2 separate regions of the Mus musculus genome follow, and region 2 is linked to region 1. The links are chromatin loops, found by intact Hi-C in ENCODE. Cell type or tissue: left cerebral cortex. All regions are shown on one strand. Links, peaks and the distances in the headings refer to the core of each region. The heading gives the core; the rest is flanking DNA.

Region 1 (15,832 bases), core at 3,812-11,811:
GAGCTTCCCGTCCACTGTGGTCCATCTGCTACCTCCACATGAGGGTCTGGAACTCCAGGCAGGCTCACTATATCCAGGACAGATATCTAGATTCTCCTCACATTGCCCCTACCACACCCCTCATCTCAGTCATCTGTTGGTCCTTCTGTCGTCAGACCTTAGGCAGGAGAGTGAACCATGCCTCCTGTTACTACAGTAAGCCCTTGCCGGCTACCATCAGCTTTGTGGCTCCCAGGGCTGTCACTCTGCTTTTCTCTGAGTCATTCGGGCAGCTCTCATGGAAATGGCCCTCCACACTGTGCTAGGAGGCCTGGGTTCCCTCTGTGGCATCATTTTTATATTTATGCCCAGGGATACCCCTCACAAACATGGTCTACGAGTGCAGGAAATGTGTACTCAGGCAACCGATACCCCAGCGCCGATTCCCTTGCTCTTCTCCATCCTCCACCATTCACAGGCCGTTCAGTTCTGGAAGGTTGTTCAGAATATATCACAGGGATCCACTAATGGTATTTTCTGCTTCCATGTAGCTGGCCCTACCTCTCACTGGGCCATCTCTGTGGTGTTCAGTGGCTAGAGTACTTACTGTCTCTTCTTAATAATGGTCACGGCAGTATTTGTCACCCAGAGCTGGTCTTGCCAACCAAGGGATCCTTAAAATACCTGAGAACAACTGTAGTGATTATCATCATCAGGGTGAGGGGTGGAGACCAGAGATGCAGCTGTGCACCCTACCACATAGCATGCCAGGTGTGTTGGTGAAGAGAACCAAAAACCAGACAGGTTGGCTCCCTTGAAGCCCTTTGGTACTCCTTTGCTCAGAGGACAATATAAGTTACTTTGCATAGTTTGTATGTTGTGTGGTTCTTCTTTTCAAAACCTTGTCCACAACCCTGTCTCCTGTAAGGGAGGCTCAGGCTCTGAATAGACACACAATTTTGGGTTTGCTGCCCTTACTCAGAGGAGCTGTGAGTAGGCTGCTCATTTTCTTATATCACATATTAAAGTATACACATCAGATCACGAACACAGGATCATGACTTCATTTCCTTCAGTGATTCATAAACTACACGAAGAGCTTCCTCCTTCCAGTCTGTCACCAGGTCTCAAAAGTTTACAACACCGCCTTGTGCTGAAACCCTTTACCTCCCATTGATTTGTTTACGTCATTCGGTTGCCAGACTCCCACATATGGCTGGATTGTTTCAATTGAGTATCAAGTCAGCAATGCACTTTTTCTCTCAAAAATTCCAGACCTGTGTAGCAAGGCTTTAATAGTAGCAGGGCGGCTGATCTATCCCCATAATGGTGAGCCATTGCTCATGTTCTCATTGTGGCTACTGAGGCTCCTGTCATTATTTATGTGTTTCAAACAGCAAGGAGAGAGAAGGGCCAAATACATTGAAGAGATTATTGGATTTGTTGTCTATTTAGCAGATCTGTAGAAATCTATTGGGTACTTTTCTTAGGGACTCAAGAATGAGCTATGTCCTTCTGAAGTGGTAAGATACTGTCTAGAAACAACTCATACTTATCCAGCTTGTCATAAATGCAGTCTATTAGGTGAGTCTATCACTTGCAGGTGGCGGAGGACTACGGATGACTACATTCATGCCAGTGACCTCAGGACACCCATCTAGCTCCCATTTTACCTCTGTGAGGATCTAAGGCAAAGGGTCACTACTGGACTTAGGATGGGCCACAATATGATTCCCAGTAATAGCATAACTGATACAAACCCAGCCTTACAGACACCTAGGATTAAGGGAGCTATAATCTCAGAGAGCCAGGCACACACAAAATCAGGCTCCTTGTTCTTCTCTGGGATTCTGCTGTCTTGGAAAACACTGTTTGGCCCTGGGAAGGTGTATTAGTCAATATTAGTCTCTAGAAGAACAGAACTGATAGAATCTCTCTCTCATATATATATAATATATAATATATTATATATAAGAGATACAGACAGACATATAGATATTCATATATATATGAAATGGAAATAATAACATATATAAAAGATAGAGACAGACATATAGATATAGATATTCATATATATGAAATATAAACTTATTAGAATGTCTTACAGGCTGTAGTCTGGCTAGTCCAACATTGGCTGTCTCCTGTACAAGAATCCAATATTGTTCAGTCCATAGGCTGGATGTCTTAGCTGGTCTTCAGTGTAAATTTGAATCCCAAAGAAGTAGGCTCTCTAATGCCTAATACCATCAAAAGAATGCTTTGGCATCAGTGTAGATGAACTTGCCAGCCAGAGTGAAGGCAAGCAGGCAAAAATCAAAAGCTCCCTTCTTTTATATAGATCGCCACCAGAACACGTTGCTTATATGTAGGGTGAGTCTTCATACCTCTAATGATCCAATCAAGGAAAACCCCTCACAAGTATGTCCAGCAACTTGAGTTTTAGATGATTCCAGGTACAGTCAAGTTGACAAGATTAGTTATCACAGAGCAGTGTACTTTTTAGTAGTCTGGAAGCTAGAATAGTTAGAATAGTGTCCTGTTGCTAGATGGATTTCTTTCAGTGGACCTGTCTCCATATAAAAGCTTACTCCTAACCTCTCCTCACATCTGAGGCACTGATCTACCCTGTAAAATGTCTGAGAAAGAGAAGTTTGTAGATGCTACACATGAGACTGACGGCCAAGTTTGTGCTGGAAAGAAAGGGGGAGCTGCCACCAACCTGACTGGATTTTTGTCTGAATGGATGCTTTCAGAAGAAAGCCTAAGTTGGTTCTGTTCAGAACCTGTGGCCTTGAGCCCTGTTTCCAGAGTACAGAGTCTCCAGAAACCTCTGTTAGGGTCTCATTTCTGATTCACTTTTGTGCTTTTGCTCACTCAAGATCTAGATCTGGCCTCAATGTCTTCTGAGCACAGGGCAGACAAGGGGCACCAAGTTCCACTTCTTCATCCTGCAGCACCAGCTGGAGACGCTTCAATGGCCCCTTTGTTCTGTGTGTGCTGGAGACTGACTAGGTATTGGTGCATGAAATTTGTGGGAAGCAGTTTCCTCCAGTCTAGGTGAGGACCAGCCATCTCCTGAGGGTTCTTGATGAGTCAGCTTCATAGTCCAGACTCTCCTGGACCTCGCACAGAAGTATGGTGCAGCCCAGGCCTCGCAGCGTGTTAATATTTTAAGACACATAAACACAGGCTGAGCGGTAGTCTGATCTCCATTTCTAACCACACAGTACCACAGATGGGTGAGTTATGAAAAAAACCAAACCAAAACAAAACCAAAAAACCCTTATTTTGTCCCGTGGTCCTGGAGACTCAAGAATGAGGGGTTGCATCTGGTGATGGTGTCTTGCTGGCAATTATGAGACGCTACAGTGCATTATATTCTGGTGACAGTGCACAGTGTGTGTGTGTGTGTGTGTGTGTGTGTGTGTGTGTGTGTGTGTGTTCTAGACTCCTGTCCTCTTCCTATAAAGCCATTACAATTTAATCACAGCTCCACCCTAGTGACCTTATCAAACCACAAACACTTCCCACGGGCCCAATTATTAAATCCCATAGTTGGGTTTTCTTTTTTTTCTCTTCACATCTCACAGAGGGATTAGTTTCAACACAGGAAGACTTGAGAGACCCACACAAATTCCATCCAACTCAAAGCAAGCTGTCATAACCAAGCAACACAGACAGGCAGCTCAAACAACACAGATGTTTTCTCACCATTGAAGGCCAAAGTTAGAGATGAAGATGCTGGCAGCTTCCTGTCTCCTGAGACTCCCTCACTGGCCTGTGAAGGGCATCTTTTCCAGTGTTTTCACGTGATGGTCCCTCTGTATTTTTCTGTGTCCTGACCTCTCTGTAAGGACCCCAGTTGCCTGGATACCAGAGTGACTTCCTTTCAACATAATCACCACTATAAACTCCTACTTCCAAGGACAGTTACACTCTTGGGTGCTGGGTCTGAGATCCCAACTTATGCATTCAGGGCACACTACAGACCTTAAAGATGTACAAGGCTGGAGTAGAGGATGCCAGCCACAGACTGAGTTTGCTTGTCTGTACCTGGAGCAAGAGAAGAGTGCTTTACCTAGAGCAGAGCTCAGGCAACTTTGCCCAGCTGCTCACCAGCCCAGCCTCTGGTCCCAGCTACCCTCCTTACCCCACTACCCACCATGACCCAGTCATGCTTCCCTGCCTTAGCCTCCCTGTTGGCCTATTGTCTCCCTGGCTTAGCATCATTTGTACCAGCTGGCCTCACATGCTGACAGCCAGCTCCAGCTGGGGTCTGCAGTCTTTCTCTGCTGTTCACAGGAAGAATTAGACAAGGATAATAGACTTTGCTTTCCTCAGTTTCCCTACCTGTATCTTTGGGTATGAACAAGGTGATCTAGATTTCCATGTGGGTATACCCAAGTGTCTCTGGCCACAAAGGAACAGTTCAGGGACTTCAGTGACTATCAGCCAGGTTGATGACAGAATGCATGTCCCAGGGACTCATGGATGCCAGGGAGAACATGGTCCCTGATTCATCCTATAACCAGCTGGAGCCTCTGTGGCTTGGGAAGAAACCAGATTGTCTCTTGGGAAATGAGATCTTGCTTGGACCTAGAGTTAGACTTGATCCTCCTGCTGTGTAGAAATGGACATTCCTGTGAGAAACTCCCTGTGCACAGTGACCTAGCCTTGACCTGAGGGCAGAGAAATGCAGTCTTTATTAGTCCAGTGTGTGTGCATTTGTGTGTGTGTGTGTGTGTGTGTGTGTGTATGTGTACATGCACATGAGTATGTGTCTCTCTGTGCTTGTATACAGTGCATGGGGGTACACGGGGGAGTCCTCTTTGGACAGAAAATGCATCTTTAGAGAATGACTCATTGATTTGGGATAACCTCAACACCCGCCTTCTCAGTACAGTGTCCACAAAGGCCACGAAGCGTGGGAAATGTGTAGCTAGGCAGCTTAGGGTGGCCTGGCAGGGCAGCCAGAGCAAAGAGCCAGGGAGGCCCCTGCTCTCTCAAAGCCTATTTCCAACAAAAGACTTTTGTTTTTCTCTCCAAGCCCCTGTGAGCCATGTGGGACTAGAGGGCCAAAGTCTCTGCTGTGGTACTTTCCAGGGAGAGGTGCCAAAGAAGGCTGAGACACTGTGGTCACAGCTGTCCCACAGATGAAGTGGGTACCCCTGAACAATGGGGTGGTAAGCATGGAGGCTGGGTATTAATGAGGCTCCCAGCTAATTTGGGAGGACCTAGCATCCTTTCAGAATATCCTGGTGGAGTTAAGTGAGGCGCTTAGTGAAATGCCTGGCCCAACTAAGGCAGGGAGGCAGAAAAGGCGCTCACACATGCCAGTGGCCTGCCTTTACTTTCCAGGGGAGTCTGTATTCTTGGCTTCCTGTAGTAACCTGGAGCTTTATTTGCCCAGTAGGCAGGATCTGGGGCCAGGGAGGGTTGGCCTTGTTCCATGTCTCTGCAGGGACAAGGCCTGGGATGGTGTCTTCCTAAAACTGATACCTCCTTGAAATGTCAAAAGAGACACTTTAAAGTTTAGGTTCAACTGAAGTGAACAGCTCTGGGCTGCGTTCTGCACCAAACCTTGAAGACGGTAATGGTTTGCCTAGAGGAGAGTGTTTCTCATCATGGGGTTTTCCTTTATGGTCATTCTCTACATGTTTTGATGTCCAGGGACCCCTCTGCCTGTCCCTGAAGCATAGCTTTCCTATGGAGCTTGGCATGGTGGAGACCCTGGGAGATGGGGAGGAGAAATGGCATGATGAGCTGTCTGTCCTGCTGCTCTGCAGATGGACTGTCCTCCTGATAGCTACTCAGCTACTTGGCCTCTCCACAAACACCTCAGTGGAAAGCCTGGTCCTGGGAGGACTGTGCTAATCCATTCCGCGGTTAGCAGAAGAAACTCGAAAAGCCATGTTCATATTGACTCAAATGTGAGGTGTGTTGTTTACTTGAAGGTTTGGAATGTGGTTCCTGGTGGTGTGCTGGTGAACCTCGATTTATGAGGAAAGCTCCCATGGCCATAACTGAATGCTAATAGCTTCTTAGACACAGCTCTGGGCTGTGCGGAGCTCACCCACCAAGGACACTCAGGCTGGCAGCCTCATGGTTTTCTCCACTAGACTTGCTGTTATTGCACAGCTGTACCAGCCTGGCACTCTTTCTGTTGACATTCAGGCTCCTACTAGTGGGAGTGGCCATGCCCAGACCACCAGAGGTCTGCTGAAGTCAAGAGCTGCTGGAAGCTCTGTAAAGCAAGGGCCAGAGTTCCAGAAGAGAAACACTTTTCCAATGTTTACCCAAATCCCCAAGATTACATGGAATGTGGGGGCTAGCCTATCCATGGGGGAGGGTCCAAGCCCCAGCTCAGGGCCAGAGAGGGACCTTATAGATCAAAAGTCTGTGATGGATATTTTTAAGTCTACTCGACATAAGCCAAAGTCATCTGAGGGGGAGGGGAGCCTCAATTAAGAAAATGCCTTTATAAGATCAGGTTGCAGGCAAGCCTGTTAGGGCATTTCCCTAATTAGTGATTGGTGAGGAGGGCACAGCCCATTGTAGGTGGTACCATCCCGAACTGGTGGTTCTGAGTTCTATACGAAATCAGACTGGAAAAACCCACAAGGAGCAAGCCAGTAAGTATCACTCACTCTTTCATGGCCTCTGCATCACTCCAGGCTCCAGATTCCTGCCCTGTTTGGGTTCCTGTTTTGATGTCCTTTGATGATAAACTTTGATGGGGAAATATAAGCTGAATAAACCCTTTCCTCCTCAAGTTACTTTGGTCATGGTGTTTCATCACAGTGACAGTAACTCTGGCTAAGCTAGAGGCTGGCTAACATGGAAATCTATCTGTAGAACGATTCTTCAGCCTGGGCTGTTGTTTGTGAAAGCAAATGTTGTGGCCCTCAGTTTCCTCAATGTCTCTGCTGCCTGGGTCTCTCCCAGGTGCTAGGATGATCAGTCCCCAGGATGCCGTATCCAGGGTGTATATCTTTGGAGGTTGGCAAGGAAAGATCAGATCAGAGACAGAGATGAAGAGAAGATAGTAGACTTCCCCAAGAGGTTATTGAAGTATTCCTTGCTGTGTGTGAAATAGGCCTAAAAAAGGCTTTCTCTGGGAAGAGACCTAGAAGCATGGGGGAGCACACTCTCTGAGCATCCATCTGCTTTCCATCATCTGCACCAGATGTTACATCTACAGACACCTGGGATGAGGGAGGCAGGGAGCATAGGAAAAGAAGACCTTTCCAAAGAGACAGAGAGACGATATTGCTTTAGTGTGTGTGTGTGTGTGTGTGTGTGTGTGTGTGTGTGTGTGTGTGTGGTTTTTCTGCACAGGCACAGGGCGGAGGAACAGCAGAGCAGAACCAGAGGCACAGGTGATCAAAGTCTGCCTTGCTCAGGATTGCCTGTGTGCTACCTGGTCTCTGAAAGAAGAGATGTGGGTAAAGCTAAAGACCTTGCAGATGTCCTAAGATGGGTGTCGGTGGGAGGGAGAGCATCTGGGATCATCCATGGTGCTGTTTCCATCATGGGAACAGGATGCATAGAAATCCTCACCTTTTCTCTTAACTTCAGCCCCTGCTGCTCCAACAGTGAGAAAGCCCTTGGCAGAAGAGCCCCAGATGCATCATCTCCATCAGGATAGAGGGGGACAGGATACAGGCCAGGGGATCCAACAACAGGCTGACTCACAGCTGGAGAAAACTTTGGCTGTATTCGTGGGTGAGGGAGCTGACACCTTCAGTCTTTTTTATCCCATACAGCAAGGGACACAGATTTCAGAGTAGGTAACCCTGCTTCCCTGACAGAGTGGAGCCTGCTCTGCCTTTGGTGTTCCACAAGGTGGCAGCATATGCTCAGAGTCCTACCTGGTAAGAGGGTGGCACTCATTTGTGCTGTAAAGGCCTGCTCTGCCAAGGCAGGAGGGACTGGAGGGCTGGCCACCGATGAAGAGGATCCTGGAGTTAACCCTGATCTTTAACAGCTGTGTTTCAGCAGCGAGGCCTGGGAAGGAAAACCAAACTGAAAACTGTGCTGTAATGTGGTGCTTCCTGTGTCTGGAGAGTGGAGGAATCATGACAGCGCTCCTCTTTGTGAATTTTTTGATGTACAGGCCAGTGCTCTCCTAAAAGAAGAAGGAAAGTCCACCAGAACTAAGTCCACCAGGGCAGAAGGCATCCTGGTCTGCTTAGCCCTGTAAACAGGAGGAAAAGAATACATGACTATTTACAAAAATCAGGACCCACCAAACTGCAGCAGCAGCCAGTTAACAGAAGAGCCTGGTTTGTTGGGTTCCTGGTCCCTCAGTATGTCTCAATGTAGCTACAAGACATTTTGTTTAAGGAAACGAAGCTCTTGATTTATAGGATTTGGAGGAGGCTAAGCTGGGGAGTGCTTCCTTGTGAAGTGGTGGGGCCGTATTAGCCCACTAACTAGAACTCATTCAGAGGGACTTGGGAGAACTTGTTTGAGAAAGAGATAGGAGAGGCTGGAGAGTGGCTGGTCTTCCAGAATTCAATTCCCAGCAACCACAAGGTGGCTCACGACCATCTATAACGGGATCTGCTGCCCTCTTCTGGCATGCAGGTATACATGCAGCTAGAACACTCATACAATAAATCTTTGGGGGGGGGGGCTGGGGTGGGGAGGGTGAAATGTGGGACAAAGGGAAGGAAATGGAGTTGGAGAAGCAGCCAAGCATATAAATTTGGCATCTGGAGGGGCCAGGTTAAACACAGCTATGTCTTTGGCTGCTATGTGCCTGATGTTCCTAACCCCACAGCTGGCTCAGAACCCCTCTAAGGAATAATACTGGGTCTTTGAGGAAATACCAGAAGACATCAAACAAAGACATGCTCAGCACACAGTAGGAGGTGGCTTTGGTCAGAGTTCAGCCCAGCACACAGTAGGAGATGGATGTGGTTCAAGTTTGGAGTTGGAAATGTGCTACAAGGACCCAGACAGTTGTCTTTCCCCTTTGCAGATAAATAAGAAACAAGCAAGCCAGGTAGTGAGTGTCAACCACAGCATTGAGGTGAAGCAGAGAATTCTAGCCCTCTCCGGAGGTTACAGATGAAAGAAAAGGAGTCTCTTAGAAACAAACTTGCTTGTTTGGTGTTGTCAAGGACCCTTGAAGAGCATAGCTGCCCCAGATCAGTTACTGCAAAGCAGAGAGGGTAGGGACTGCCCTTCCTGTGTGCCAGGGGAATCTTTTTCATGACAAATCCAACTCGTACAACAACTTGCACTCAACCCAGCATAATGGCCCCTGGAGCCTTTAGGGCCCTAAGAGTGGAGCTGGCTTTGATGAGCCAGTGTGCTAGGCTGGGAGGCTGACTGAGTCCTTGTGAGGCTGCAAACGAATCTGAGCACTTGGGAGACCCTGCAATGGTGAGAGTGTGTTAGATGCTGAGCACACCCTACATAGTTGCTAACAGTTCCTTAAATGTGTATTATACTGAGTTACCCAAGGCTATCATCACGCAGCTTAATATGTATTTTGAGCTATTCCTGATACCCTGCTACATCCTCTTTCTCAGCCGCCTCCATTAATTCTCTCGGATCCCCTATACTGTTTTTCTTCTATTTTCATGTCATCTGTACATATGGGACTTTATGAATTTATAAATCCTGAAACCCACAAATGAGAGAAAAGATACACTACTTGTCTTTTTGAGACTTATGAATATGATTATTTCCAGTTGCATCCATTCAGGGAGCTAGACAGATGGCTCAGTGGTTAAGAGTCCTGGCTGCTTTCCCATAGGTCCCAGGTTCTATTCTCAGGACCTACATGAGGATGCACAACCATGGGTCACTCCAATCCTCTTCTGACCAGACATGCACATACAAGCAGGCAAAACACCCATACAAGAGAAAAATATAAAGACAGAGAAAACATTTGAGAAGAGTATTTTGGGAAGGTCTTCCTGTCTGCTGTTGGTCATGATGCATGTTAGTGCTCTACTGAGTAGCAGAAGTATGTAATGTCCATGTTAGACACCCGGGGCGCCCTTTCCTTCTGGTTGGCCAATATTGGTCTTGGGTCTGAGCTAATACACTTCGCAAAGAAGACCTGGTTTGTTGTTCATAGACCCTAAGTGGAAGCCTGCTGTATGCCAGTCGCTTGGGCATGCAGTGAACACAGCAGGTGGCTAGCTGAGAGCAAAGGTCACTTTTCAAGCTGATGCTGTACCATAAGGGACAGAGGAAGACATCTGGCTGTCCCTACAGGGTAGAGACTCTTTTGAACTGAGTGCCCTGATGCTACAATACCAGGCTTTCTGCCCAGCCACAGGTGGTAGCTTTTATAAGGGACCACCAACGCTGTGCTGGAATTTGCTCCTTTATACTAAGGCCCAGAGAGGCCAGTATGAAGGGGTGTTTGTGTTGAGAACGCTCTAACATGCTCACTTCAAGTTGACACACAGACTGAGACACTCACATCTCCCTTTTGGGGTACAAGGGTGTTGGACCTGAGGGAGGGAGGGACCTCAGCATGGTGACAACAGGGGGCTGGTGTCTCAAGGAAGCTGGAGGAGCAGCTCCTAAGAGTCTGTTTCCAAAGCCTCCATTCCTCTGTGAGGAGAACTAGACCAGCCTGGAGGGAGGCAGCAAGGCTGCTCTCGGGGGCCATGCCCTTGACTTGCTGAAATTTGACTCTTCCAGGGAGACACACTCTTTGCTGAAGCTTCCATCTGCAGTCCCCATTTTCCACAGACAAGCAGGAGGAAGAGAGAAGACAGACTCACCACAGACCCTGTGGACAGCTGGCCACACTCAGGGCCAAAGCTGGTTTTTCTGAGGACACAGGGGCTGGTTTTAACTTTAGGTTTACTCTTTTTCTTTTTCTTTTTCTTTTTCTTTTTCTTTTTCTTTTTCTTTTTCTTTTTCTCTTTTTCTCTTTTTCTCTTTCTCTTTCTCTTTCTCTTTCTCTTTCTCTTTCTCTCTCTCTCTCTCTCTCTCTCTCTCTCTTTTCTTTTTCTTTTTCTTTTTCTTTTTCTTTTTCTTTTTCTTTTTCTTTTTCTTTTTCCCAGTAAAAGTGTTCTTGTTTGTTGGATGAATCAACTGCAGAAAAGCCTTGGGAAGCTTGAGGATTGTCCTAATGATCTCTGTAGGTAGGAGGGAGGGAGCCACAGAACCACGAGGGCACAGGAAGAAGTGCGGCCTCTCAGAGAATCCCACTAGCTCCTTCTCCCTCTCCCTGCTGCCATTAGTTGTGCTTGCACTCTGAGCAGAAGGATGTGGGGTGGGGATAGGGAGGTAGGGTGGAGGTGGGATAGTGGTGGAAGAATAGAGAAGGTTTCTTTTGTGTTTTTTTTTTTTTTGTTTTTGTTTTTGTTTTTGTTTTGTTTTGTTTTTTGGTTCTCTTTTGTGTTTTTTGTTTTTGTTTTTGTTTTGTATATTTGTAAGCAGGATTTTTTTTTCCACCATACATTCTTTGGTGTGGCCTCTGGGAATATGGGGGAAGGGAGCTCTTGGGATCTCTTGAGAAGGACCCAATAGGATCAGCAGTAGATTAGAAGGGAACCTCTGCATATAGATGCTTTTCCAGCATCCATGTGTTCTAGAACAGTATGAGTGAGGTGTCAGAAACCAGACTCAGGTAGTTTAGACAACAGAACCTCAGGGGCTCTCCTGACATGCCTTGGGTTTGGAGCATACTCTTGGAGCTATCACAGAGTCATCTGCAGCCCTGAGTGTCTTAAAGTTCTCTGAGTCCCTCCCTTTGGCATCATTGCCCATAAGACCCCCGGGCATGCTTTGAGCAACACAGCCCAGGCTCTCCTATGACACTCACAGGCACCCAGTGTCTGTCTGTGGGCAGCACAGAGCCCCAGCTAATTTGGTGTCAGGGGAAGTATTCTAGAACTCCCCTAGAGTTTTCTTCCCAGGATTCAGTAACAAAGCTGAAAAAAAATCTAGCTGGCCCATTCAACTCTTAATAATTCTATAAAATAAGACTAAGGTTATTTAGAAAGTTATTCAAATAAATTCTGGCTGGAGCATACAATAAAGCCTTTTTATCAATTGCTTTTCTCATTTCTGTCACAGTTGTAAACGGTCACTAAAATGACCGTCTCCCCCTTGGGTTTACCTGAACTACCCACGGCCACTTAGCCATGCACTGTCTCCTGATTTCAAAGGTCTGCACTAGAAATTAGCTTTAAGGAACCTCTTTTCCCCCTTCACAATCATTTCTGTGGTGATTAGCTACCCATATGCTTATTGAGGTGAGCATGATATGTCTAGGTAAGACTACCTGTGGGAGGGAGGTATTTCTTGTATCTAAGACTGGCCAATGGGTACAGGGAAAAGCTATTGGGATTCAATGGCTGAAAGACTGTCTGAAGGCACAAAGGACTAATGTGGAGGTACATTTCCTTCTTTTTTATTATTATTATTAAACCCAAAAAGGTTTTAAATTTTTATTATTTTTATATTTTGTATTTTTTCCATTTATTTATTTACCCTACATCCTGATCAGAGCTTCCTCTCCCCTGTCCTTTCTCCCCCCTCCCCTCTCTCAACTCCCTCTCCCTTTCTCCTCAGAGAAGCAGAGACCTCCCATGGATAGCAATCTACTTTAGTATACCAAGCTGTAGTAGGAATAGGCTCATCTTTTCCTATTGAGGCTAGCCAAGGCTTAACTAAAGGTAAATTTCTGATAAGGTTCCCCTGTGAGCTCCTGGCTTGTGCTAGGAAAGATGGCTCTCTGTGGTGTCCAAAACCAACATGGTTGGAGGAATTCACAGACTGTAAAGGTGATTCCAAAGGCAGTTGTTCATTAAAGCTCCTTGGCTGCCTCAGGTGGAATTTGAGTAATTCCAAGTTCTAAGAGAGTCCCTCACTTCTCTGAGACACAACTGGATTCAAAGCGGAGTAGCCTGCTGACTCTGATCCACCTTCCCCTTCTAGGAGGCAGCCCTCCCCTGCTATCCAGTCCATATGGGGCAACTAACCCTTTTCTTTGGAGTGGCAGCTACCCACAACCACATCTTGAGCTGGTCCGGGTTGAAGCATCTCTAGAGAGTGAGCAGCAAAGCGAAGCACACTGCTTTCTGGCATGCCCTGAAATGACTTGCAGAAATGGAAATGAATGGATTCCCTTGGGTTTATGGGAAAATCTTGTGGCAATTTCTCTGCCGCCCTAGCATATGTTTCTGTTTCATAGTCATGGCTTATTTTCTAGAAAGTCTTATTATCTACTGGCCTACTTTGTGGTGCTCCCATGGCAATGATGGTTGTGCCAGCTGTAGCTTTCTTGAGCACACACCTGTCAGGCTGAGCTACATTCTGTGAGACGTGTTATACTCTCTGGATCTCACGCTGGGAACACTGGTTTGAGCCACTTCTGTATGTGGTCTCCTAATCCACACATAGAGAGTCTGGTCGATTCTTCTCCTGCACCAAACAGCTTTCCTAATACTGACACCCACGGGGACAAAACATCTCTAATGAACTCCAAGATCTCAGAGAATCACTGACCCAACTTCTAAATCAAGTCATGTGGGAAGGAAAGTTTCTGCCTGGCCTGTGCAAATTTTGTTTATCTTGCAATGTCCATTCAGACCATGAACACATCCAAAGTCTGTCTCTTTTACAGTGATGACTTCCACACTCCGTCTATTAATGAACTAGTGTCTCAGAAACTCATAGAAGTGCTCATACTGAATGCTAGTGCTCATCCTATATGTGTGTGTTCATCTCTGCATGCTAATGCTCATCCTTGTGTGCTGGTGCTCATTCCTGCATGTTAGTGCTCATCCTGCATGGGTGTCCTCATCCCTGCATGCCTGTGCTCATTCTTGCATGCCTGTGCTCATCCCTGGATGATAATGCTCATCCTGCATGTTAGTACTCATCCTGCATGCTAGTGCTCATTCCTACATGGGTGTGTTCATCCCTATATACAGGTGCTCATTCCTGCATGATAATGCTCATCTTGCATGCTGAGGTCTTTTACAGACGTCTCCACTGGTCCAGAGAGTTCTAGGGGAGCAGATGGATGGGGTGGCAGGGAAAAGCCCTCTCCAACAATTTTCAGTGTTGTTAACATTGAAGGTGTCCCAAGGAGTGGAACAGTTTGTAAGAATGAAGATGTCAGAGTTTAGCACCCCTAGGCTTGCTATAGAGCCACAGAGTTCTGTGATGCCCCTTAGGGCTTTGTTCCTTCACCAGAAGATGAATCTATAAGGACCAAGAGAGCAAGTCTCTGTTGAAGTTCCCACCAACTGACACTGGAGGATCTCAGTGCAGAGGTAGAGGTCATGGTGGCCTGGCTCTGTGAGGGAAATCGTTTACGATCAGAAGGGGCCATAGCTCCTGGATCCTCTGCACCTGGAGCACAATCCTGTTTGGTACTCGTGGCCTCTCAGCTTTGGGGAATTTGAATGACTGAGGCAAGAGGTTAAGCGCTCTCCTCGTGCATCAAGATGGCAGGTGTTCCCAACCATTATCGCCCAGCAAATACCAGTTTTGCATAAGTTTCAGAAACAGATCATCTACAATATTTTGGCATGTCTTATGCTTTTGGAAAATCTTAGTTTAAATAAGTAAAACTGTGTACAGATTATACAAATAAGATGGATATAAAACCAATAATTAGAAAGACAAGCTTGCACACAATCATTACTTGCAAGCACATTTCCTAGCTGAACACGTTCCCGTCAGCCCCCAGCGTTTAGTTCCTTCCACTGGCTTCAATCATAGGAGTGAGAATTAAATTCTGATTTTTACTGCTTCCTGTGGTACAAGCTTCTGGTGTTTTGTGCTCTTTGATCACATGTCCTTGGCCCCATCTGGCCCATGGCCCTTCCTGACCCTACATCTCCTTATCACGGTGGGAGACCCAGAACAGACATATTGTGAAATTTGTTCTCTTAGTAGAATGTTCATAACATTTCTTCCAGAAAATAGTTTGGAACTCATATCCTTCCCTGTCTACCACTTGGTGAATTTTTGAAATATAGCTCACTAAAGTGCTTACTTTACTAAACCCCACGTTACGTGTCGAGGCGAAAAGCTTTACAGAAGATACCTGCAGACACCTGGGCTCTTTGGTGACTTGTGGATGTAGTGATTGATGGTGAGGGAGCCTGTAAGGCCCGCAGCATCTTCATCCTTTTTAGTGACCTTGAGGAACAAACTGAATCGGCTTCAGCAGCCAGTTCCAAGGGGACTCTCTTTGAAAGAAAAAAAGAATCAGACTAGCATATGCGTGCTCTGCCTTGTGACCACTGTTGGCTTTCCACACCACTTCAGATCTACCTTTGAACTCACATGGCCACACGATTCCTCCACAAAGCAGATTCTTTTTGAAGCTGGCCGAGGGTTGAGCTCAGAACTAGGAAGTCTTTATGGTTATCACTGTGTAAGGGACCCTTCCTTCCACTTGAAGTGCTATCCAGTTTGTTAAAGTCATGTAGGCATCTGGCAGTGTCTCAAATTTTCTTTTGATGTGCTTATGCGTTAAGGGCAGGGCACTCATGGTTTACAGTAAACTGAGTCAGAGGAGAGGTGATATAGCCTGTTTCCACATCTGCTCAGGTGGCACCTAAGTGGACCCAGGGCTCACCTAAATTGTTTTCCCTGACATTTGCAGAAGGAACACCAACGCCATCAGTTGAAACAGTTACCCCTAGAGACACAGAATGCACAAAGACTTTCCTTGTCATCCCAGAAGAAAGTGTGACTTTTCTCCTTCCAAATACCTTCACAAAGGGAAGCTTTACTTAAATACTATCAGATATATCCAGCTGTGGTGAATTAAAATCTACAATTATTTGAATAGAGACTTTATTTTTGATAAATTCGTCACTGTAAGGACAGTTAAAGAATGTTCTTTCTC
Region 2 (15,832 bases), core at 3,431-11,430, 110 kb before region 1:
TCGGAGCCTCCGCAGTCCACCTCACTGAGTAGATGTCTGTGTCATTGTCTGTGGTCCTTCAGCTTTTGGTTGTTTTTGGTCACCACCCTGAAACCATACCGTTAACCACTAGAAACATTGGTGGGGCTGATCGCATAACGTTAAGTGTGCTCTGAGTAGGCCTGTTAAGTATTATGGAAACAGTGGCTCTATGCTATGATACTGTTTTATGCTTTTGTGAATATACTATTCAGAAAATGAAAGTTGTATATGAACTACTATTTAATATCTCGTAGGATCCAATCAATGAACAAAATTTTGATGCTTACGTGACTACTTTGACGGAAATGTATACAAATCAAGATCGTTATCAGAGTCCAGAAAATAAAGCCCTACTGGAAAATATAAAGCAGGCTGTGAGAGGAATTCAGGTCTGAACAGCTGCTCTAGTGGTGACTCATGCTTAAAAAGGATGCCTCTTGTTTCTTGCTGCTGTAACTTACCAGAAAGTGTTATATATTTATTTCTGTCGGAACAGTGTTATGCTACAAGACTTCATAATGGTTTTGTGTGCTCTCGAGAGAGTACCTGCAGACTAGTTTTGGATACATTCACATTTTGTACGTTTTCATATAAGCTGACATAGTGTGATTTGCCATGTAATGTTTATAGCTGCTGCTGTCTGCACATTTGGGGGTCTCTATATTTCTGAAGAGGTAAGCTGATGAAAATAAATAGAGTGTAAATTCTTTTTAATGCTTTAGTGATTAAATGTTTTAGTATTTTGAACTGAAATGGACAAAAAAAGAAAAAGGAAAAAAAAAGCAGGTTTGAACGATCACTTTGTGGCCTCCTGGCCACTTTTAGACATTATCATTTTGCCTCAGGTTGGAGGACTTTGTGGAATTTAAGAAATACATTTTGTGTGCATATTGTTTCATAGCAAGAATTGGTTGCAAAAAAATGCTTTATTTTTGAACAATGCTTGGAAATATTATGTGACTTTTTTGTTTGTTTGTTTTAGGAGGATGGTGTATGGTGGGGGCAATAAATGAGGTTTTTTGCATTCCAAGGAAATGGCATATGGATTAACTATAAGAAATGAAATAAGTAATTTATTGTAAGACAACATCAAGCCATGGAAACTTGGCAGAAGATTCAAAGCAGCTTAAACAGCACTTTTAATTAACTCCTAAACATTACATGGTGGGACTGTGGAGACTCCGTTAAGACAGGAGCTTGTCAGAGGTGGACAACACGAAGATTTCCTTTGCATTTTCAGTAACCTTTGGAGCACACTTCTCTTATTTCTCCTAGAGCCCCGTGCCCCTCTGAAGTGTTACCACAATCTAGCTTACCTAGCAGCCGTTGATTGTTTTTTTTCCATCTGAGCAAACAGGTAATTTAAGCATTTATCTCCCCTTTCACTTTCAAAAAGAATCATCATTGATTATTCTTGTTTCACATCTGAGGATGAAGGCTAACGGCTGTGCTTGCCCTGGTTACTGGATGGGATTCTCTGCTGGGCGGGTGGGGAAGCAGCTCTACCCTTCCCTACCCCTCCCTGCCCCAACTCTGACTTCGAATAAGCCTTGGTCCTATCCAGAATACACTGGACACCAAGGCCAAGGACGTTCACGTTCTGCCCTCGCTGGGTCCAGCTGACTCTAGCGTCTGCACAGCCTTGTGTGACTCGTGGTGACCTAACCTGAGAAAGAGTGCAATCAGATGTTAAAGTAACTAAATAGACTGCGGCACTTTTTTGCTTTAAACTAGATCATCTTAGATTTGTCGATACCTTCGAAATTTGATGGTTTCATCCCAAATGACTGCACTATATGTATGCATACGGCCACTTTTGATTGCTGCGCCCCTTCTGAGTAGTCTTTGACAATGTGTTGTGTTCCCCGATGTCGACTTGATTTCCTTTTAGTAGCATCTCTCTCTTCCATGTCTTGATGTTATGCAGGAAGTACAAAAGTACTTTAAAATTTTGTTATGAAATAAAAAAAAAAAGGATGGGTTTTGTAAAAATAATAAAAAAAATATTTTTAGCAGAACAGGACTTACAGGGTCATTGTCCCCACAATGTGCCAGTCGGCTCTTTGCACTCGCCTTGTCCTATATATCCGTACGGAGGTGTGCAATCCTGTGTCAGTCGCCTTGTGACACTGAAGTGGATGAGTTATAGAGGAGGCCCTCGAGGCTGACCCAATACGGTTACTAAGGGAGACTACAGGGATCTCACGACAAACATTCTGATACAATACTCAACCTCGGTATATATATATATATATATATATATATACATATATATATATGTATAAATATAAGAATATCCCAGCGGCACTTTATACTGTTCACTGTACAAAAGCTTACAGTTTTCCACAAGGACTTTAATAACTAGCTGGGGAAAAGATTATGTAATTACTTGGGGCTCTGCAGGACCTTCTCTGTCCAGCGCCCCCTTTCTGTTGTGCGATTAGTTGTAGCTGCCATGCTCAGAATTGCCTTTTGAGAGCTGAAGCAAGGTGCTTACTGTCACCTGATGCCATACACATGGTCCCAGGCCCACACCCGGGGGGCCTCTGTTCATAGCGGCACATGCATTTCCCCACCGCGTCTTGTCTGCAGCTTCTTGGCCAATGTAGTAATGCTTTTAGTAGAGTAATAGGTAGTATCAGTTTGGATTCTTATTGTTATCACCTATGTACAATGGAGAGGGGTTCTAAGCACAAATCTGCTGCTCATGTAACGGTGGTACATAATATCAAATCAAAAGTTATCTGTGACTATATATAGGGATCACAAAGTGTCACATGTTAGAATGCTGACCTTCCACATGGGGTTATTGTGAGTCATCAGAGCATATTTATTATAACTTATTGTTCATATTCATTTCTAAGTTAATTTAAGTAATCATTTATTAAGACAGAATTTTGTATAAACTATTTATTGTGCTCTCTGTGGAACTGAAGTTTGATTTATTTTTGTACTACACGGCATGGGTTTGTTGACACTTTAATTTTGCTATAAATGTGTGGAATCACAAGTTGCTGTGATACTTCATTTTTAAATTGTGAACTTTGTACAAACTTTGTCATGCTGATGTGAACACATCTTACTCTGAATAAAAAGGTGTTGCCACGTTTGTAGCACGAAGGATCTCTAATGGGTCTGAGTCTTCACTGGAGCGTGCCATCTGGGCTCCTGGAGCCCTCCGCCTCCCTCTCCCACCCTGGGTCTCTTGCCTTTGGAGCAGCACTGTGGGATTAGGCTGGAACTTGGGGCACGTGTGGATACGCACCCCCGGGCATCATGCTTGCTGTGCTTCCCAGAGGACCGTTTATCTCATTTACTATCACCCCTGCCCCAGCTGAGATCCAGCCGAGGACCTGAGGTTGCTTAGGTGCAGATGTCTCCCAACAGCTTGGCATCCTTCTGCAACGCTCACGCTTCGAACAGCACTGCTGTTGGTGAGCGTAGGCCCATATCCTGAAGGGGCTCTCACAGGTTCTCCGTACCTGGAATGCAGTCTGGGATCACATAGTCGGTCAGGTACCTGCTCTGCCCATTGTGCTTCCCCATCACTACAGTTCCATGTGTCTGCCAGGACACAGAGGCTTCAAGGGGGCAGCACGGTCACTTCACAAAATGTCCCACGTTGGTTGTGTGATTGCAACCTTCTGGCTGATTCATTTCAAAGGACTGCTTTGTTCTTATACATAGTAGAGCACATGACATCACCTGGCTGTTACTGGTTATCAAACTCAGGAGCTCACAAAGGATGGAGTGCTACTTTCCAGGAGCACTATTAGCCAGGAGCTGAGCAAGAAGTCACCTATGAGATATAACTGGACCTTCACATGTAACACATGCACTATCCAATTCCATTAATAAAAGTTGCAGCTTAAAATTCCACAGTAGCCTCCTATAACATGCACAATACATAGAATATAAGAAAACAGCTCCTGTAATTTTGATTAAACTGGAAACTCGCTCCCAGCGGTGGCTTCTGCTGCTAAACACAAGTCAGGCGAGCTCCTCAGACCCCGTTCCAGCAGATTCCTTCTTGGACAGCTGGCAGCAGCAAGACAGTGCCTGGAGCTGCTGCTCAGATCTTCCAGGGCCAGCAGGTAAGCAGTGACCCTTTCCCTAGGGTCCTTCATGTCTGCCTCAGACCTGCCTGTAGAGTTCTAGTAACTGCTGTCTTTTGGAACAAATAAAGCTAATAGAAAGGCAGTTGTCAGTGTCTCAGGTCAGCCAACCTTGGAGCAACTCTAGAAGCAAGGTCATTATTTAAAACTATCCAAATAAAGTTCAGAATCTTAGAAAATAAAAATAAGATAAGCTCACTGGTCCCCGGTGTTTATTCTGAAAATATAAAGTGATTTTAAAGAATCCTAAAATCCTATGATGGAGAAATGAGTAGACAGATCTGAGAAATGCACTTTGCAGAGCATTGCAGAAGTGATGTAGCACTAACCAGGTGGAGTAAATCAAGTAAGTGGCCACAGCCCAGGGGGCAGCATCAGGGTGGGCTGAGTACACACAGGTAACCCAGAGGCAAAGCACGGCATTGCTGTGGGTCCAGAAAGAACAGAACAGGAAGATAAGGCAGGAAAATAGTCCAGGGCCACTGCCCTTAGAAAATCAGAAGAGGGGCCCTTGAAAGGCCATTGCTCCCAGCACAGCACCTCTGAGTAGGATAGCACATGCAGGACAAACAGCAAACAGTGGTTTCCCTTACTTGTGTCCCAGAGCCTTTTGTCTGAGATTACCCAATCTTCCTAGACTTTCCAGTCTCAAGTCTCAAGGAGAATGGTTTAAGCATGTATTGTGCATGCGAACACACATGCATGTGTGTGTGTGTGTCTTCATGTGAGAAATATTTATATATTGGGGGGATCTCTCTTTTCTTGTGTAGCCCTGGCTACCATAGAACTCATTCTGTAGGCCAGGCTAGCCTCAGACTCAGGGATCTGCCTGCCTTGGACTGGGATTAAAGGCATATGCACCATTGCCTAGCTTCAAGTTTTGGTTTTTATAACCACAATACCTAAGCACAAGAGCTGGGGATGATGAAGGGAAAAGCCATAGTCTGTGGCCACAGCAGATGTCCCTCCCTCCACAGGTGTTAAAACAGCTTTGCAAGCACAAAGGATGCAGGGCAGTGAGGAGATCAGTTGACAGTTGACAGCAGGTAATGGCAGTCACTCTTGGACCATGGTAATAGGCACTGATAACACAGGGTCCTGCTGAGTGCCCAGCCACACCTCCTTAGCTGGCCTCATCCCTGGGAGGGGCAGCAGCCTTTCCCAGCCCCTCCTCAGCACAGCCAGGACCGGGCTTCTCTTCCAGTCACAATGACTGACCTGATATTCTGGCAGCAGGACACATCTGCCTCTTCCCAGTTAGACAGACAGACAGACAGACAGACCCTGTAGTGCTTGAACTAAGTAAGATTACACAGAGGAACCAGGGTCTTAACCAACATGCAATTTAACTATGTGCCAAGAAAAGGTTCAAGCATTGCATTTTGTCTTTCTATTTTAATTGTGAGTGCACGAGAACACACACACACACACACACACACACACACACACACACACACACACACACACAGACACACGGCCATCCTTGCTCCAGAGCTCCAAAGGTCCTCTTCCTTCTCTTCTCCAAACTGCATGGGATCCGTTTCCCACTCTACTCTGTAATATTACTTATAGCATTTATGCTGCCTCAAGTTATTTTTCTTCATCAAGGCAAGATATGGAAACAAAGGATACATGAGTCTCAGCAAAACCCGTGGGTTACATGGGGGAGGCCTAGTGGTGGATATCTAGTAATTGAAGGAAAACAGGAGGGAGGAAATGGAACATGGAATTACCAGTCACCTCTCTGGACGTAAGAGGCGACATGGGCTCAGGTAAGTCACAGCTGTCTTCTCTTTGTCCTGCTATGTGGTCTGTGTTGGTTGAAAGGAGGGATGTGCCCCCTAGGCTCCTATATTTGGACACATGTCCCAGGTAGTGGAGCTGTAAAACCTTTGACAGGTGTATCCTTGCCAGAGGAAGTGTGTCACTGGGGACGGGCGTTGGGAGTTCAGAGCCTCACTCCATTTCCAGATTGTTCTCTCTGCTTCAGATTTTCAGTTACGAATGTGACCTTCCAGCTTCTTGCTTTTGCTGCCTGCTGCTGTGCTTCTCGGGCCCTGGTGGACTCTGCCTCTGGAACCCGTAAGTCCAATGAAGTTCTTTCTTTAATAAAATGCAAACAAAGATGTGTGTTTAGGAGCACTGGACCCCGCGTCTGGTCACCATCACTGCTTCTGTCAGAAGGACTCGAACAGGTGAACAGCAGAGGTGTCTTCAGTAAGGGAAGGTTCCAGAGGAGCTGCATGGCAGCTGCTAGCCTTAGGAAGCTAGGAATGGCCCTGGGTTTCATCCCCAACACCGTGTAAACTGTATACAGTGGTGCATGCCTGTAATCCCAAGACTTGGGACGTAGAGGTAGGAAGACAATATGCTAAAGGTCATGTGTAGGCATAGTGTGTGCAAGGTCAGCTTAAACTACAGATGGGGTGCAAGGGAGGGAAATGGAAAGAGAAAAAAGGAAAAGGTGAAATGAAAGAGAAGGGAAAAAGAAGAGAAGGGGAGGGCAGGTTAGTTGGGACCTTAAAGCCTAGCGAGTAACTTCAGAACACACTGAAAGCATACATCCAGCTACTGCTAAGACTCCGGAGAAGCTCACAGTAAGTTTACTCTCTTCAGAAGCCTTCAACCATACTTGGGTATGTCCCATCTTCTCCCTAAGCACCACTCCTTTTGTTAATGCTTGTGCCTAAATATTGGTTAAAAATCTCTTCCTAATAATAAATTCCAACTCTACATCTACTCTTAAAAAAAAAAAAACAGAAGCAAGCAAACAAAACCACATAAAAATGAAAAGGAAAGAAAATTCTGGCTTTCCTTGAGTGGAAAGAAGTTCCTGGACTCCATGCTCCAGGGGGCAGTGTGGAGCTGTCTCTAGCTCCTGTGTTCACTGCCTCTGCTACTGAGGCATAGTAGCTTATAACTGACAGCTGTCTGCCTGCGTATGGTGCTGGAGGGAACAGGTCAGGGACAAAGCAGGAAGGCAGACAGTGATGGCAGAGGAGTGGTGGCACAGTGGGTCGGTTCTGGCTTTGGAAAGGGAAAGACATCAAGTGTCCTTTCTCATCTACCCCAAGCCCACTGACGTTCATTCTCCAGAGAGGAAGGTCCTTTTACCAATGTGTGTATTTGAGAAATATTCTTCAGATGTTTCAGAGGATGCAGGGGTGGGAGCCTTGAGCCAGAGATCATGGGCAGCTAGTGAGAGCGGAGCCTGGGCTCAGGAAATGGTGGTGGTTCTAGACAAAGGGGTAGACACATTGCTTGGCTTGTGGGGAGCAAACAGAGACCTGGAGTTAGTAGAAAGGGGTACAGAGATCTGCTCTCGGGGCACACAACCAAGCCAGCTCACTGCAGTCCAAGAAGACAGATGCAGGGAAACAGCTCAGTTCTGGCAGAAGCTTGTGTGGCTGCAGCCCAGGAGCAGGTGCCATCAAGTCCTATGAAGGCAGTTGCAGGTAGAAGTTAGAAGTGGCTTAAGGCTGGCTGATGCTGAAGAGAGAGCAAGAAGCTTGGTGTGTATATGTGAATGTATGTGTGTGTGTGTGTGTGTGTGTGTGTGTGTGTGTGTGTGTGTGAATGTATGTGTATGTGTGTGTGTATGTGTGTGTGTGAATGTATGTGTGTGTATGTGAATGTATGTGTGTGTATGTGAATGTATGTGTGTGTATGAATGTGTGTGTGTTTGTGTGTGTGTATGTGAATGTATGTGTGTGTATGTGAATGTATGTGTGTGTATGAATGTGTGTGTGTGTTTGTGTGTGTGTATGTGAATGTATGTGTGTATATGAATGTGTGTGTGTGTGTTTGTGTGTGTGTGTATGTGAATGTATGTGTGTGTATGAATGTGTGTGTGTGTTTGTGTGTGTGTTTGTGTGTGTGTATGTGAATGTATGTGTGTGTGTATGTGAATGGATGTGTGTGTGTGTGTATGTGTATGTGTGTGTATCTGGACACTGCCCAACTCCATTATGCTAAGAAACCAGTGTCCCTGGAAGCCTGAAGGCAAACACTGAGCTTCTCGCCTTACCATCCTGTGTCCGGGGTGGGGAAGGATGTCTCTGATCTTCAGTCTGTGTGAGAAGGAGCTTTGCAGTTCCTACCCATGGTGTGACAGCTCTGAAAGGGACAAGCAAGCTGCATCAGGACCCTGAGAAAAGCAAGCACAGTCAGTTGACTATAAAGCTCCTCCTCTGTTTGGTAACCAGCAGCTTGGCCCAGCTGGCCCCAGCCTCCCTCCATCACTGGCTGACACTAAGGGAAGGTAGGGTCATGAGCCCGTTGTATCAAAAGCTAGATACTCAAGAAATAAAACTAGAGCATAGGAAAGCCCTCTACTAACCGAAATATATGCCCAGCCCAGGTCCGATGTTTTGTTTGTTTGTTTTGTAATAAACAGTCCAGATTTGGCTCTGTTTGGCTAAGAGAAATTTTTGGATTTTTTTTTCTGTTGCTTGTGTGTTTGCTTGTTTGTGACAGGGTTTCTGATATGTAGTCCTGACTGTCCTGGAGCTCACTATGTAGACCAGACTGGCCTTGAACTCACAGAGATCCACCTTTTACCTCCCCATTATTCAGATTAAAGGTGTGGGCCAATGCAACTGGCTTAAATATCCTGTTTAAAGAGTTTGATTCAGACAGGACTAGAAGCTAGAATGCCTGACATTCATTGTGAATGCCTGAAGAGCCAAAATGGGTGCAGAAGAATCCAGGGAGACCCTGTTGTCTCTATGAACACTGTCTGAATTTTCTATAATAAAATGAATTATTCCTATAATGTAAAATCTCTACATGGGACTCATGGGACTCTCCGAGGTACTCTGTTCTTGGGTTGCACCTCACAGAACAAAAGTTCACATCAAGAAGATCTGAAGGGAATGGCATAAGTTTCTCACCTCCTTTATGGATCAAGGGCATCTGTTCCATGGCAGGGCATACATGGCCTCTGGCATGATCTCTGGGAAACACTGGCACCTAGGCATCCCCCTGCCTCTAACACTGACCATCCATGGGCAATGTGATGTCAGAAACCTGTATCTTAAAAGAAGCAGGCCATGTCAGCCTGATGTCAGCAACATGACTGACCCATAAGCCAGGAGTTCAGAAATGCCAACTCATCGTTGTTTTGTACACATGAGTGATACAGAAGAGCGAGGCAGGTAACTCAGTTGGTGGAGCTCTTTTGTGGCATGTGTGAAGCCTGGGATTCGATTCCCAGCACTAGACGAATGAGCATGGGAATGCAGAACTGTAATTCTAAGCACCAAGGAAGTGGAGGCAGGAGGATGAGAAGTCAAGACCATCCTTAGCTACAATGTGAGTTTGATGTTAGAGACCTGTTGAGGAATACAAAAAGGAAAGGGGAAAGGAGAAACACAGAAAGGAAGGAGGGAGGGAGAGAGGGATAAAGAGATGGAAGGGAAATAATAATTTGCCCAAAGGGAGTATATCCCTTACAGTTATTATTGGTGCAGAGGGTTGGCTATCTTAAAGCGTACAGTCTGGTCTGGGAGCTCACTCTCATTGCTCCTCACTCTTTTCCAAACAGGGATGCCTTCCAGGTGCTTTTCAATTTCCTATCAATCTCAAGGCACACTCTTAGCGTTTCATAAATAAAACGATTCTTATGTTCTGAGTGGCCATTTTGTCCAGGGCTAGGAAGCTGGCCTCATCAGAGCAGGCGTTGGCTGCAGCTTGTTTTGGTTCTGAACTCAGAGAGAAAAGGGACATCGTTGTTGACCCCTCACTGCAAGATGATAACTGTTGGCAGTCACAGGGCAGGAAGCTTGGGTTCTACTCCTGGCTGAGCAGAGCTTTGGAGTCCAGTACTCAAAGCTCCTAAGTTACTGCGTGCTGTGGGACCATCAAGAGCATTCTCTGAACTTGTGTTGATTTACAAAGAAGGGTTCTAAAATTTTCTTGTACAATAATCTCATTAGTTTTTTAGCTGGGAGACATGCCGCTAGCTAAGTCCCATTTCTTAGGTTGTGTGCTTGGCATCCTTTGGTAAAACTGTCAGATATCTCGAGATGTTGACAAAAGCCCCTGACATGTTAGAAAGCCTGCCTCCAGGAGCCACCTTGGCACTTCCAAGTCAACAAGGGCTTTGCTACAGCTGGGAGTGGTAGTTGCCCACTCTCTTCTTAGAGTATCTACCCAGTCAGCTGATCACAGGCTCACTCTAGGCAGGACCTAATTAAGATTGTCACTCAGTGACAACCTGAGTGATAATCTGGAGAGTCAGCCTGCCTGGGAGTGGGTCTTTGGGCACTCTGCCGTGTATCCTCATTGGAGAGTTACAACAATACTCCTTACTAGCTCAGCAATCTGCTCAAAGCTCCTTTTCATTTTGTGAAAAATCATTAATCTAGAGAGATGTGGGCTTTTCTGTGTTTCTCAGAGCCTGAGTTTACCTTGTGGATTTGTCTGTGGTTGTGTATCAGGAGACAGCCTCCCCCCCCACCCAAAAATGTTAGTGGCCTGAGGAGTTTTCTTTTAAAGACCTCTCTACTCAGGTACAAAGTGGCATCCATGTTAAATGTTCTACAAGGCCAGATGGCTGGACTTCATCATTGTGGGTTTAAGTGTTGTAGAGAGATAGATTATTTTTAGTCCCTGGAAGCCATTTTCACCCACCCCTGTATCTGACCTGACATCCTCGTGACTTCCAAGAACTGTAAAGTGTATTTCTAGCAAGCTGCTAGTTTACACCAATCCAAAAGCTAAGAATGCCATCAAAGAACACCTAAAATCTGCAGCAGGGTTTCCCCTGCTTGGCTGTAACCCTCCTCCTCGTTGTCCCCACTAATGGATTTGGTAAATGTCCTTGATTGATAAAGTTGTTTGTTCTGTAATGGGTACTATCTTCTGTAGGATCTGGGATGAGCTAGGTCTGCAGAGCATTCACTTAGCATCGAAATGACCCACAGAAGATCTCAGGGCCCCAGCTCGGCCTCTTTGGAACCTGCATATAGCTCTAGTTCTGGCCCATTTTCAGGCTTGGAAATGTTTCTCTCTCTTAATAAACTATTTCCTTTCCTGTTAGTATACATGTGTCTCTATCTAAATCATTATTAGGAGACGTAAAACCTGGAAATAGCAGTCAACTCTCTCCAAACTCAGATCTGACCTTTAACACCATTTTGGGGCTCCCAAGTTACATCTTAACAGGTTGCTGAGAGCTTGTTGTTGCTGTTGTTCTTTTTTGATAAAGTGAGATTATCTTGTGGCTCTGGAAGTCTCTTAGATATAATTACAATCTGATTATCAGCCTTAGGCTGCCCAATGGGATTAAAGGCATATCTTTTTACAATAAATGTAATTTCTGGTGAGACTTCTAGAAAATTGCAGGTTTATAGCTACAAAAGGGAGTGTGCCTTATATGCTTAACCCTTAAGCATTGTCTACAGCTGTTTTAACATTACTGTTTTAAATAGCTCTGTAGGAAGCAAGTATTGTCCCTATGTAGACAACCTTCACAGCAAATGTTACCAATTGTGTTGGAATTGTAGAGTTTCAACTAGACTTCCAGATGTAAGCCCCCCCCCATAAGCTAGACTCCAGGATGCAAGTCCCCTCTCTCTCTCTACATCCCCATACTTTCCCCCTTTCTATCCTTCTCCAGTTCCATTGTATTCCATTTTTATTGTCAAAATAACCATCTTGCCTATATTACATGGTGCTTATCTAAAAAAGCATTTCTTTTTTACAACATAAAGATTGAAAGAATTCTTCTTGCTAATTTACTTTAGATTTCTAAGGCCCTAATAAGCATCGTTTCGAAATGATGATAAATTCACAGAAGGTTGCAAACTCAGTGCTGAGGCCCCTGGCTTTTCCCCAATGCTTGTGCATGCATGCATGATGCTTTTCAAAGCCACAGCCTCCAGTGAGGCATGTGTTGACCCTAACACTGGTGGCCATTCACATTCTTCTTATTGTGACTGCAAAAGGGCCTAAGCCAGCCCATGGGCTGGGTCCACCCACTTGCAGGTCACCTTGCACTCAAGTGGTGTTTTGTTTCTTTGGCAAGCAGACCCCGCTGTTCTGTCTAGGCTGGCCTTGAACTCCTAGTCTCAAGCAATCTTTCTGCTTTAGACTCCTATGTATCCAGAAAGATAGACATGCACTAAGACTAGCAGACAGCTATGGCTGCTTATCTTTTAAGCTGTGTTGTTTCTCAGGTGCTGAGAGCTAGCCAATAGCTTACTTCCCAGGGAGATAAAAGGACTTTAGGAACCTGAAATCTCTTCCCTTCTGGTTCCAATTTCTGCCCTGCCTTGCCCATCCTATATTTGGGACTGATCTGACATGGTGAATTGCCAAAGCTCACAATCAACTGTCTACTGTCTGCTGTCCAATGCCATCCAGCACCCCCCACAACCCCTCATTTCTTGGAGCCAGGAGTGGGCAGTAGCAGAACGTCCATTTGATGGGTATGGTCCTCTTGGACCCCTTCATAGGTAAGTTAGGCCAAGATGAGTCCTGGAATAGGGTTATGGAATGGAGAAGTTGAATACTTCCTGCCTCTGCTGACAATGGGAACCCTGTGGAGTTTTCCTTAGCTAGATTCCCAGCTGCACCTCACTTCCTGTTGGGCCTGGAGTGCAGCATGAATCCCTCACTGTCCTTACCAAGCAGAAAGTGTGTCCATTCTGACACAGGATTCTAAGAATGGGGTAGAGAATCTACCCTGGGGGAGTCACCAGAGAGAACCAGTCTTCCTCCTGGCTCAGGATTATGGGAATGAACATTTCTGATGTTTTAATTACTTTGTCTATGGTTCCCTGGAGGCTGAGAGCTAAGCTTCCACCTTCTCTGCCTTGGGCACCTAAGGTGAGCCCTGTTCTCCTGGTAAGCTGTATAGTTTGTATAGTGGCTAACTGTGCCTGGGAGTCAGGGCAGCAGGTGGGGCTGACTCACTAAGGATTCTCAGGCATTCCCACACCAAGATCCAGCCTACACCAGAAGGCTCTCAGGGAGAATGTGTTCAGAGCTCACTGCCTTACTCAACACAGCCCACAGGATCAACTAGATTCCTCATATCTGGCCACCTAATGCTCACTGACTGTGGGTAGCAGCCATCTTTGCTTTACAGATTGAGAAACTGAAGTCCAGAGAAAGGGAGAAGGTTGACGGGGTCACAGCATTGGAAGCTGTGGCAATGAAGCTGCCTGTCTGTGAGCCCAAGTTCAGTTTGGTGGAGCAAGAGAAAGGATCACGACACCATATTGAGCCTGGAAACTAAGATGTGTTCTGAATCTTGGGGGTGGGGGGTGGGGGGTGGGAGGTTAAGGTGCAAGACTAGAGCAGCTCAGTAGGCAGTAGGTACCAGTGGTGGAGCCCTGTGCTCTAAGCATTGGACTCCTCCTGCATAGAGGGTAGGTACCAAAGTGGAGGGTGAGAATCCAAAGAGGGATGCATGCCCCTCCCTTTGGCTGTGAGACAATTCAAACAGTGATCCCCAGGAGCTGGAATTTCCCCCCAGGAATCTCATGCTGGTAAGAGAAAGGCTGAGGCCCTGTTGCCTGGCAGCAGGGGAGGGGCAGGGGGCTTGTCTACAGGTAAGAGCTCTTACACAGTTCTGACAACTTGTCAGCCTACCTTGCAAAAAACACAAAACAGAGCTAAGACAGCGTTGGATCACTGAGGGGTGGGACCACACCTTGGCTAGGACCCCTTAGTTATACATTGTTTCCGGTCCTGTATTTAAGCCTAAACCTCCCACCAGGATCCTGAAGGTGAGCTCATGGAAGGGAGGGGGTTGCTTGGGCCCAGGCTTTGACTCAAGCTCTCTGATGACATTTGACTCAGAGGTTGTCATGAGGCTCTATATTGAAAACACCTGCATGGTTGAAAGACCACACGATAAATGGATGTCATGAACCAGGAATAGTGGGAGGGGAGCGGGCAGTGGGACAGCCGCTGTTCACGGTGTCTCAGCACCCTCACTGGGTGGAGGTGTTAGAACACGCCTTCACTGAGTATTTCTGTCTCTTTGCCTGAGTATCAGCACCAGAAAGAAATGTTTTCTGTGGAATAAGAAACAGGTTGCAGGCCAGATGGAAGGACTTGGAATGTGCTTATAAGAGGGAAATGGGAATTCGCCCATCAGAAAACTCACCCGAAGGCCAGTCTGGAGATGTTAGACTCCCACGAGCCTCCAGTGTTCACACGAAGGAGATGATGATCAAAAAGTGTGTGAAGGGATCCAGTGTAAGAACTTTGCTGGGAAAACACAACCCTTCGTTCCTTAGTCATGGCCCTGGCTCTGAGTCCCCACCATGCTTCATTGTGCAGAGCTGAAAAGCTGGCCACTATTTCCTCTGAGTCATCCTCTGAGACACAGACACAATGGGGGAAGGGAGGGGAAGTAGATGGATGGCTAAGTGGCTGGATAAGTGGGCAGGAGGGTGAGTGCGGGAGATGGGTCAGTGAGGAAGGGAAGGAAAAAATGAGGGGGTGATTTGACAGAGACACAAAAAAATATAAAAAAGAAAATCTGCTGAACAATCCCTCCTGCCTCAGGTTCCAGCTTCTCACTTTTCCCTAGAGGCCACCCTAACCATTTTCTTAAAACAGTTATACCCATCCATCTACCTGTCTAGGGTGGGTGGGTAGATAAGTAGGTGGATGAATGAATTGAGTGGTGAGTGGGTAATTGCTGAAAGAGCAGAAAGAAGGATAGATAGCACTATATAGGTAGGTGGATGATAGACAGATAGATAGGTGATAGATAGATGGATGATAGACAGGTAGATGGGTGATAGACAGGTAGATGGATGATAGACAGGTAGAAGGATGATAGACAGGTAGATGGATGATAGACAGGTAGATGGATGATAGACAGGTAGATGGATGATAGACAGGTAGATGGATGATAGGTAAATTAATGGTAGACAGGTAGATAGGTGATAGGTAGATAGACAGGTAGATGGATGATAGACAGGTAGATGGGTGATAGGTAGATGGGTGATAGACAGGTAGATGGATGATAGGTAGATGGATGATAGACAGGTAAATTAATGGTAGACAGGTAGATAGGTGATAGGTAGATAGACAGGTAGATGGATGATAGACAGGTAGATGGGTGATAGGTAGATGGGTGATAGACAGGTAGATGGATGGGTGTAACTGTTTTAAGAAAATGCTTAGTGTGACCTTTAAGGAAAAGTGAGAAGCTGGAAACTGAGGCAGGAGAGATTGTTCAGCAGAATCTTTTTTATATTTTTTTGTGTCTCTGTGTATAATGCATGTTTGTGGGTTTTGTACCCATGTATGCATGTACAGGCTAAAGGTTGACTGGTTAGACTAGGTGGACAGCAAATTGCATGGAGCCACCTGTCTCCCTCCACTCCACCAAAGCCCACAGGCTGGGGTTACAGACCTCTCCCACTACACCAGGCTAAACACGGACATTTGAGGGCCAAACTCAGGTCCTTCTGCTTGTACAAGAGAGGTGCTTTCCTGACCAAGCCACCTCCTCAGGCTTTTGTAGCAGAATTTCTTCTCTGGGAAAATCCAGGTTTTCCTCTCAAGACTGAGGAGATTTACTAACATCAAACACATTTGTGAGATTCCTCTCTCTAATCGAAGCCCACTGGTCAGCGTTAACCACGTCAACAAAGTACCCGCAGGGGAGCATCTATTCTTAAAAAGTCACAGGAGGCTTTTTTCCAGCCAAATGAACACAGAAGACC

What was found. Hi-C counts contacts between places; a loop is a spot of excess contacts. Peaks named below come from ENCODE experiments on the same cell type or tissue, not always from the same donor. Only the 100,000 strongest peaks of a DNase experiment are listed, where the experiment ranks them.
Region 2: a loop joins it to region 1, with 15 times the contacts of the local background. A loop is called at or near these places in 25 of 42 quality-filtered maps.

The regions. Positions count from the first base shown.
Region 1 is chr12:30,031,870-30,047,701 of GRCm38, forward strand. No RefSeq gene overlaps it. Among named protein-coding and RNA genes, the nearest start is that of Gm15691, 20 kb to the right of the region's middle. In left cerebral cortex, for the core only: CTCF peaks have their summits at 7,824 (motif pointing right) and 8,525 (motif pointing left); DNase peaks (open chromatin) are centred at 5,042, 7,820 and 8,520.
Region 2 is chr12:29,920,066-29,935,897 of GRCm38, forward strand. It overlaps Gm31939 (a long non-coding RNA gene), which reads right to left. Exons shown (of 4, transcript XR_001780596.2): 2 at 14,257-14,360; 3 at 8,164-8,252; 4 at 4,940-6,239. It overlaps Myt1l (myelin transcription factor 1-like), which reads left to right. Exons shown (of 25, transcript NM_001093775.1): 25 at 276-3,144. The coding sequence ends at 416. Among named protein-coding and RNA genes, the nearest start is that of Gm31939, 10 kb to the right of the region's middle. In left cerebral cortex, for the core only: a CTCF peak has its summit at 6,978 (motif pointing right); a DNase peak (open chromatin) is centred at 7,014; H3K27ac peaks cover 261 bases.